2 separate regions of the Homo sapiens genome follow, and region 1 is linked to region 2. Evidence: chromatin contacts called from ENCODE Hi-C or POLR2A ChIA-PET data. All regions are on one chromosome and are shown on one strand. Each heading gives the region's core, a stretch centred on a gene start or an enhancer-like site at or near the end of the contact. The rest is flanking DNA. Distances are from core to core; before and after follow the strand shown.

Evidence for each region. A loop is a pair of places that touch in the nucleus more often than their neighbours do. ChIA-PET counts read pairs that join two places held with the same protein, here RNA polymerase II (POLR2A). Pooled maps may share reads with other maps.
Region 1: a loop to region 2 is called in a map of breast epithelium, with 15 times the contacts of the local background. The contact joins two enhancer-like sites. A Hi-C loop is called at or near these places in 1 of 168 maps with a recorded cell type or tissue (breast epithelium) and 1 of 50 pooled maps. POLR2A ChIA-PET finds 5 or more read pairs at or near these places in 3 of 52 experiments (GM10248, OCI-LY7 and activated T-cell).

What each region holds. Positions count from the first base shown.
Region 1 is chr7:18,518,299-18,523,062 of GRCh38, reverse strand. All of the region lies in intron 2 of HDAC9 (histone deacetylase 9), which reads right to left. Among named protein-coding and RNA genes, the nearest start is that of HDAC9, 25 kb to the right of the region's middle. RefSeq lists a silencer at 817-896. Within about 2 kb of position 2,507, at least 7 of the 41 ENCODE cell types and tissues checked have a DNase peak (open chromatin) inside an H3K27ac peak, as active enhancers do.
Region 2 is chr7:18,665,420-18,670,202 of GRCh38, reverse strand. It overlaps HDAC9 (histone deacetylase 9), which reads right to left. Exons shown (of 26, transcript NM_178425.4): 12 at 3,727-3,990. Among named protein-coding and RNA genes, the nearest start is that of HDAC9, 170 kb to the right of the region's middle. Within about 2 kb of position 2,607, at least 4 of the 41 ENCODE cell types and tissues checked have a DNase peak (open chromatin) inside an H3K27ac peak, as active enhancers do.

The DNA of each region.
Region 1 (4,764 bases), core at 1,258-3,757, 150 kb after region 2:
TTCCTTTGAAAGGCTTCCCAGGCCTTCTCAATATTGCAAAGTCTAGTTTTAGCACCTATTCTCTCATGTTTACTTTGCCTTTTTCCTCCACTCTAGACAATGTGCTCTTGGAAGCAAGACACTACATCATTTACTTTGGCCTAAATACAGTGGACATCCATAAATGCTTGTTAATTAAAGTTATTCAGCCTCTTTGAGCTCAGTTTCCTCACTTGTTAAATGATTTTTACCACCTACAAAGAGGATTCCTGGGAGAAACAAATAAAACATTATACATTGAAAATTCATAGCACTTAATGGTCACTGAATGTTATTAATCCTTCTTAAGACATATCATGGGCTCCATTTCAATTACCTCACCTACAGCGCTTAAATAAAAAATAGACAGGACAAGAAATAAGAGAGGCATGTTTGGTTTGTTTGCTCATTAGATGTTTTTTTTTTTGTTTTTTGTTTTTTGTTTTTTTTAAAAAAACCACCCTGCTTTTTTTTTTTCAGTATTAACAATTGAGCTTTATGATGTAGAAGCTAAGATACTCTGTCATGTCCAGTTATATGCTTGGAAAGAAACTGGACTGGAATTCATGATTAATCCTCAGGATTGAGACAAGAAATGAAAATGTGGCCAGACAGCTAGGGGTGCACTCTTAGCATATTGTTGGGAGGCCCTGGCTCCTTAAGAGTTTCCCAGCACGGAGCTTTAGTCCTCTCCATCCCTGTCCTTTCTTTGTTAAAACGTCTATCCCCACATCTAAAGAGCACTTACTAATCAGGTATCTTTTGGTTTAGTCTTTCAGAGTGTGTGGCTGTTAGTTCTGAATGGCCCTAAGTGCTTTTTTGTACTTAGTGGAGCCAACTTAGCCATTCACAGAGAAGCAATCTCTCTATAAATGAACAGATTTTCACACGTGGGCTGTAATATATGCATAACACATTTCTCGCGGTGTTAATTTTGGTCTAACATCCTCCTGTTGGTCTTGATTACCTTGGAGACTTACATCCTGTCTTCTGTATATATGTAGTTGTTAGTCACTTCTACTAAGTTGTCTCACCACCATTTCTCAAGAATGATAACAGAAGACACAATATTTCAATAACTGATTTTTCCTTTCAACAAATGTTCATTCAACCTCCTGTTTCCAGACATCGTACTAAGGCTTAGTCAAATCTAAACCTCGTGTAAAACTCTAAAATGCTGTAAAGGTCCAGCTAACTTTGTAGTAAAAATAAATGGAATCATTTCAGAATATTAATTGAATGTTTTTTTAAAAACAATACTAAGTAAAATGTAAATCTGAATATAGGTTCACTTCAAATTTATTATCGTTTTTCTAAAAACTGGAAATCCTAGACTGTTGTTTATTATTAGTCATATTATTGATATGGCTGCAAGTCAAACATAATCTGAATTGAACGTATCTTGAGAAAACAACAGCATACGAATAAATATGGTGAGACAGTATGGTGATAAATGCCATTTGGGATAGCATATTAATGGTGAAAAAATAGATAGCAATTTTTTAATTGGGAGTATTAGAAGCTTTATCCATTTTGCTTATTTTATTCATGGTGTGCAAATCAAATAGATGGACGACTGGACACAAATTCTGTGTAAATGATCTATATTGTGACAAATCGCAAGGCATCTGGTTAAGTGAGATATCTCCCTTGGGAAATAAAACGAAACAAGAAGTGTTTTTCTTCTTAAAAATCTGTACCCTGGTAGATAGGATCCAACATAAAATTAAACATCTCATCTAACTTTTCCAATGCCATGTTTCCAAAAGGAAATTACATTAAATTTGTCCATTCAAAATGCAAAAAGCAAGACATCCAAGAATGAGGTTTGTAGCAGAATGTAATTTTAAAGACATGATTTTTCTCCATTACTGGAGATATCAAACATTTTAAAAGCCTGTTCTTTCCTAATTGGATTCCAGATCATTATTTTTTTGGCCAAAAAAGAAAGGTTTTCTGCATTCTTAAAATAATTAGGCAAGATTTCAAATCAAATTATCCAATTTCAAACCTCTATTTTTCTCTCTAAAACGCCTGTTAGAGGAGGACTGCCGATGACTAAGCTTTGTGTCATTCTCATGGCTTTATTAGGAGAATGTTCTAAGTCCTTCACTTTCTATGTAATCAGAACTATAATTTCTTCAGGTTATTTTAAGACCCAGCTATGGCTAAAGCAGGAAACTCAATTTTATTCTGAGCTGTAGACATGTCGACACAGCAGAGCAGGGCTCCAGCTTTCTGGGCTATCTTCTTTCATAAACCCTCTTGCTTGGTGTCAGACCAAGGCTCTAGGCTAGTTGTACTTACTCTCTGGGTGTCAGGTAACTGTTTCCAAGACATTTACGGTAGTAGGACTGTTATTTTGGAAAATATGTGTTGACATATTATTATTCTACAAATGAACAGCTTACTTGTCCAGAGAGCACCACTCTTCATTACATCAATTCGAAAATCATATTCAACAGAAGGGCAGTTGAGAAAACCCAGGTGCCAGAAACATTTGATAAAAAAGCAGAACAGAAAGCTCATATGTCTACATGGTTCATCATACTCCCTTAGAATTTTATAACTTAATTAACCAACTCCATTTAGGCTTGCTTAGTTGCCTCTAATTATTCAGAAAAATTTTCTGTGTTGCAAAGTAATATTAATAGTGAGTGACATTTCTGCAAGTAACAGGTAACCTATTTCTTCTATAGTTGTGATATATAACTAAGTAAAGAAAGGAGAATAGGACAGTATAATAAAATAGAAAAAGTTACCTGCAAGAGGTGGTCTTCAGAATGAAAAGAAAAATATAGCATGATTACTTTAATATTTTGATGTATATCACGAAGTTTCTCACAGATACGTAAATTAATCTTATTCCTGAAGTAAACTTATTAATACTTTTAATTATTAATAAACATACTGATATAAAAACACTTTATTGAACTGTGATTTTCATGCTAGCATTTTTTTTCTTTGGGTTAAAATACTTTTACTACTTTTCTGCTCCTACTACAACAATAAAATAATGGAAACAAGTACCATGAATCCATTAGTTGAGCTTACTATGCTATATGTACTGTATACCATTCTACATTTTTTTGCATTCATTAATATATTGAGCTCATCCTTCTATGTTAATATCTTCAGACATTACTTAATAACTTTAATGACTTGTATTTCAGAGTATGGATTATGTATTGACTTATAGTTAGATTGCCCTCAGTTTTCCATTATTATAAATAAAACTGCTGATAAATATCCTGGTACATAAATTATTGTGAATTTGTGCAAGTATTTCTGTATACCAATTAAGTGGAATTACTAGATTGTTGGGTGTGTAGATTTTTAATTTTTATAGTACTGCCAATTTATGCTGCTCCAAAATTTGAACAGTGTGCTCTTCCACTAATACATGACAACACCCCTTTCCTCCAAACCACAATCAACACTAAGCATTATCTAGTCATTTATTTTTACTCCCATAATGTTGACAAAAATGGCACCTCATTGATGTGTTAATCATGACAAAGATTGATCATCTTCTCGGATACTTACTGCCTATTTTTGGTTATTCCTTTGTAAATGTCTTATTCATAGCCTTTGATTATTTATCCACTGAGTTACTGGTATTTCTTACTGATTTACAGTTTATATTTCTGCTTTATAGATATTAACCTCTTGAGCATTTAATATATGGTAACTTTTTATTTGTCTGTCATGTAATAAAAAATAGTGTCATAATTTGTCATTTAATTTGTTTCTGACTACGAAGAATACCAAGTCAACAATTATTCTTTTTTAACTTTCTCTAGATAGGATTACACTGACCTAGATCTTTCCTAGAATGAGTTGTGATGACATCACATAAGCTCATTAATATAAATAGAAATATTTTTCCAAGGCACAATGTCTAAACTATATTTTTTGCTGGCATCATTTTCATATTGATCTATGAAGTAGGGTCTTCAAACTAAACTTTAGGTTAATTCTATACATAGTATTTATCAATCACTTAGAGCCCACAGATGTTTGCAAAACTAATAATACAGACACTGGGCTTCTGGACATAAAGATTCAATTTCTACCACACTATAGCTTCAAGGGGCAAACGACACATCCCACAGCTTCATACACGTTTGATTTCATTTTGGAATAAGAGAATCTAGAAAATAAACATTTCACATGTCGGAAGCCTTTTCCTTGAAATATCAAAAACACTTTAATGTTTTAAGGTATGCTTTCCAAAATGGGTTAGATACATCTCTGATTTTAAAGATATCTATGACATGGAGGAGCCAGCCAGGGCTATTACTGGCCTTTCCGTAACTGCATTGTGAAACTGTGGTTCCCTCAGGGCCAGTTAAATACAGCAGTCGGCTTTAATGGAGGTGGGACAAGCTTTTGCATTAATTTCTCGACCTTTTCTATATTTGGAAGATGGGTTGGTTTTCTTTTTGCTTTTTATTGTGTGCTGTGGCTCTAGGTAAGTCTTTAGGTAGTCTAAATCTAGTAAACTCCCCTGCTTGTAATCTATGCCTTTTAGTCTTGGGCTGAAGACCCAAATAATCAAATTTGTTATCACTCTTTCTAAAATTGATCACTTACGTTTGCTAGGGACACAAACTTCTTTGAGTATTAAGACATGGAATTGACAGTCTCTCCCCAAAAATGCATATGTACACAAATATATTTGTTTGCAGACAATTTTCTTAGATTCAGAAACTGCCTAAAGCTCATTCACAGATCCCTTGGGCT
Region 2 (4,783 bases), core at 1,358-3,857:
AGTTCCTGATATAATCAGTTACAATTGGAGACCTCAAACTATTTATCATTGTAAACCTTCAATCACACACCTACAATTTATACATATTACAGCGATTCAAAATTGTACACTTCAATTATTGAAAAAAACACAATGAAACACCAAATTAAAAACAATACTCTATATATATCTATCTGTTAAGTACTAGGTTTCAACAAAAGGTTTAGTGTCTGAATTCCTTTTCAACATCCTTTGAAAAAAAGGAGCATAAAACAATATATAACAATTTCTAGAAGACTATCTTTCTCAGATCTATGAAAAGTAGCAGTCTACACTTCATCAACCACCTTCACCAATGAGAAGGTGAATTTTTACTTCCAGAAGAAAAAAAATCTAATGATTATTTATTTCAAGACTTGGCAATAACTATTTTTTCTAATGAAAAGTTTTCTAATGCTGGATTGATGCTTTGTTTTAAAACTCACCCTATATAACACTTCAGAAATCAGATATACACTATAAAACCATTTTTTAATTGATTTCTCTAACTCATACTTTAGGATCTCTGGTACCAAGTTAGTCCTGTAATTTTATAGTTCAAAGGCAAATTTCAGGAAATTATAATTAGCAATAATGGTATTTCCAGAATTGTGACTGTATTCTCAAATTTATGGCACTATAAAATGATAATCCATTCTGTAACAGTCAATAATTATAGCTCCAGATTTCTTGATACTCTAATGCAATACTGATGTGACTTAGAATACGGCAGAGTTGCCTTTACTTGAATCAGGCTCCTATTCCTCACACTGGTATTATAATAATTGTTACCATATAAGGGGAGATCATTTAATTACTATTTTCTCTTTAAATTTATGTGCTGTCACTTTCTACTTGTATTTCAAGATCTCACTGTAATAGACATAATTATTACGACACTTGGAATATTATTCATTTTAATATTTATTGAGTGCTTGTTATGTTCAAGGGATTGTGTTAAGCTTTTTAAAAATAATTTTTTAAGTTGAGCAAAGTTAGGAACTGACATCTATTTAGATAAAGTTTTATATTTAGAAGTTGACATTTTAATTTAAATACCAAACATGATAACATATCATGAAAAAGTTTACACTGGCAAAAGGAAAATGAAACAAATTTTACATGTGTTAGCTATTTGAAAATTTTGGATGTAAATAGTTGAAAGTCATTATTGCTGAATTTATTGTTTTTAATGGTATTAGATGTAACTGCTCAAAATGTCTTTATTTTCTTGTTTCAACAAAGACTGGCAATGTATTTTGATATATGAGATCTAGTGTGCAAGCTTCAACTTCGATTAAATACGGCAAGTTTACACAAAGCCAAGTGTATGAAAGGGGATCTTTTAAAAAAAACTTTATTTGAGAAAGGAAGAGACTTATAACAGAAGGCAAGAAGGGAAACATACAAACAATATATTTACAACACAAAACAAGAGATCACCTTCAAGGGTGTAAATTATAATAAATACAGTAGATTTTAAAAGAGACATTTATCAATTAATTCTAAGATTATTTAAGTCCAGCTTTCCTTTTCACTGGTTCCAGGTAGTTTCTTGATTAAATTCAAAGACTATCAAATTCAAACAATTAACGTCCACCAACTGTACTGATGAAACTCTCTCAAATGACATTATAAAAAATAGTTTTTTTTGTTTGTGATTACATATCTTTGAAGTAATATTATACAAAAGTCTGCTCAGCCACATGTTCCTCCCCAAATAAAATGTATTTTAAAAGATGCACTATCCCTTTTTTATGAGATTGAAAAAAGACTTTGAAGAAAATGAATATTTATGAGATGGAAAAAATATACAATTTTATCTTAGGCATGCCATATTTTTAATGCAAAACAACTGACAAAAAGTCATTTTAATATGAAGGAATATACTAACCAAAATATGTTGGTGATAGGGAGTGTTCCTATTATAGCTATTTGTCAAATTATCAGAAGGACTTTCATTATGTGGAAAACTTTTAAACTTTCTAACTTCTAGTTATGTTAATTTAATTTGAATGGAGACTTTTTAAAAAAGGATAATGTATCTTTAGCAGTAACATTTTTAAAGAAATATTTTTAAATGTCACAGCAAAATGTAAACAACACGTGCCAATAACATACAGTTGAACAATGTCTACATTTGGCAAAACTGCTATATCTCCTTTGAAATAGGATACTACACCTTGAAATACCTCGGATTTAGAAATATAAATATTTTAATAGAAAAAACCTCACAAAGATTCTAGGTCAATTTGGATTATCCATATTAAAGGGGTCTTAATACAACGAACCTTTAACTAGCTTAACAAAAGTAAACCTATAAAACAAGGTAAACATATCAAAAGGGAATATGAAGGAAATGTTCCAGTGAAAAGCTTCCGTAACAATTTCCCTACTTGTGGTGTTATTTTCTTAGACAATAAATCAATTCATAGAGTGCCCTTTAAAAACAGAAAGAGTAAAGCACTATCCTCAGATTTTTTTTCCTACATTCCTCAGTACATGAATCACTTGGACTTCCTGTTTCCACAAGGCATTTCCTGTTCACCCTCACAGAATCACTTTTCTGTAGGAGAACAGCAGGAACCTGACAAAGAACTGACTTGAATAAACAGTGTCTTCTGTTGCCTTCAAAGTTGTTTGTATTTTATAGCATCAAAGGACATAGTCCTCCTGAAGGTGCATTATATACAAGTAAATTTTTTTGTTAAACCTATCTTTTCTAATTGTTATTTGCCAGAATGTTACGGTATATGCCCATGTCATTATGGAATTATACTTAAGAGATTCTAGTGACAATATAAAATATGATACACCTTCTTTTCAAACTGATTTTGACTTGATATCAGATAATATTCATCCTGTTACTGTGTTTTTTGCAATTGTAGACACAATATTGTATCTGATTGGACCATAATGCTGCACATTACTTCTCACTAACATTTGCATCTGCTTCATTTGCTCTTTTTTGATAGACAGTGTCATCAAATTACACAAAATAAAAGTAAAATGAGCAGTGCTATGTGAGACATAATCTAATATTTAAAGTAGTGCTGCAATTTGCATCTATATATTTAAAACCACCTGTATTCCTAATATGTTCAATTGCAACCTACACAATAACCTAGGACTACTGGCATGGTGACCAGAACATTTCTACTTAACTAAAAAAAGAGAGAGGAAGGAAGGGGCAGACTACCTTTAACAGTGTTCAAGACTATAGTATGATACATTATGTACAGTGATGTGAAAATTAAATTCTAGATGTTGCAAAAAATCAAAAACTAATCGAATGCTTCATTGATCAGACTGGGAGACTATCCAGCAGTCACTGATCTCAACACATAAACTCAAAATAACAGTGAATTTGTTTTCTTTAGAAGTAATTGGTGTAGCAGGCTTTGGGATAAATTTAAAGCCTATTAACTGCTCAGATATTATGTATCATAATTTTAGTATAACAGGTATTTCCTTACCAGTGGATTTTCAATGAAACATTGATATCTATATAGAGATCAGTATATAGAAAGACCTCTATATAGATATATACATATATCTGCATTAGGTAGAATCCTTAAACACTGAACTCAAATCATAGAGAAATATAAACTGATAGGAAATCATATCCATTTACCAAACCTGCAATGCATTTCATGTTCAGATAATGACTTTAATTACAAATCCTGGAGCTAAATCTTTGCCTATTACCTGTTGCATAAAAGCAGCCTGCTCCCCAGATTCCATTTCCTGGATCTGAGCATCTTCATCACTGTCCACTGGTTCCTCCTTGACCTTCACAGCCCCAACTTGTCCCAGTGTGTCATCCACACAAGCACTGCTGTCGCTCCTAGTGCTGTTGCCACTAGAGGGCGCTCTGTCTTCCTGCATCGCCTGGTCCCCCTGAAGCTCTTCCTCTGCTTCCTCAAGGTGACTGCCTGGTTGCTTCAGTTGTTCAATAGATTTCGAAAGCAGCTAGAAGAGAGTGTTCAGGGGTTCAAAATTCAGTAGTTCTTCATGGTAACAGAGAAGCAAATTACACTTTGATTTCTAATAACTCATACACTGTGATTTCTAATCATTGAACATAAATTTCAGAATGAACTTGTAGGCAACAAGTTTCCTCAGTAATACTAAATCTAAAGTAGTCCCATTATTCCATATTGTATGGGTCCAGTAGGCAGTGAATAAGGTCTTTAAGTGTTGGATTGTTTTTTCTTTTTAATGGATCACTCTTTAATGCAGTTAGAACATGGTGTAGAAAAAGGTAAATAAACTATCCATGGAAACCCTGAAACTTTCAAAAGGACATGTTTTGAAAGTTGAACCTGGGAATAATACTTTTCTCAAAAGATAAAGGGGGTGATAAAAAATGTTGTCAATATCATTTTTCAACGAATGTTAAACGCTATGAAAGCCAGAACACAAATGCTAATAGTCTTTGTCTAATTTTCTTGTACCTATACAGAGAAACGACAGTCAAATGAAAAAGCATCTTCTTATATATATTTGTAAGAACTAGAAATATTTATTTTGATATTCTGAACTTTAAAGAGGTGTATGATTTAAAAAAAATTAACAATAAGATGTTTTATGAACAGACTCAAATGGAAATTAAATATTAGAAAAGAATCAGGAAATTATTTTTTAATTTGGAAATCATTATTTAGACATTTTATTTATTTTATAAATTAGATTGAACTTAGTTTTCAGAAGTCAATGAATTAACTGCTTAATGATTTTAAAAGATAACTGACAATATGCCTAA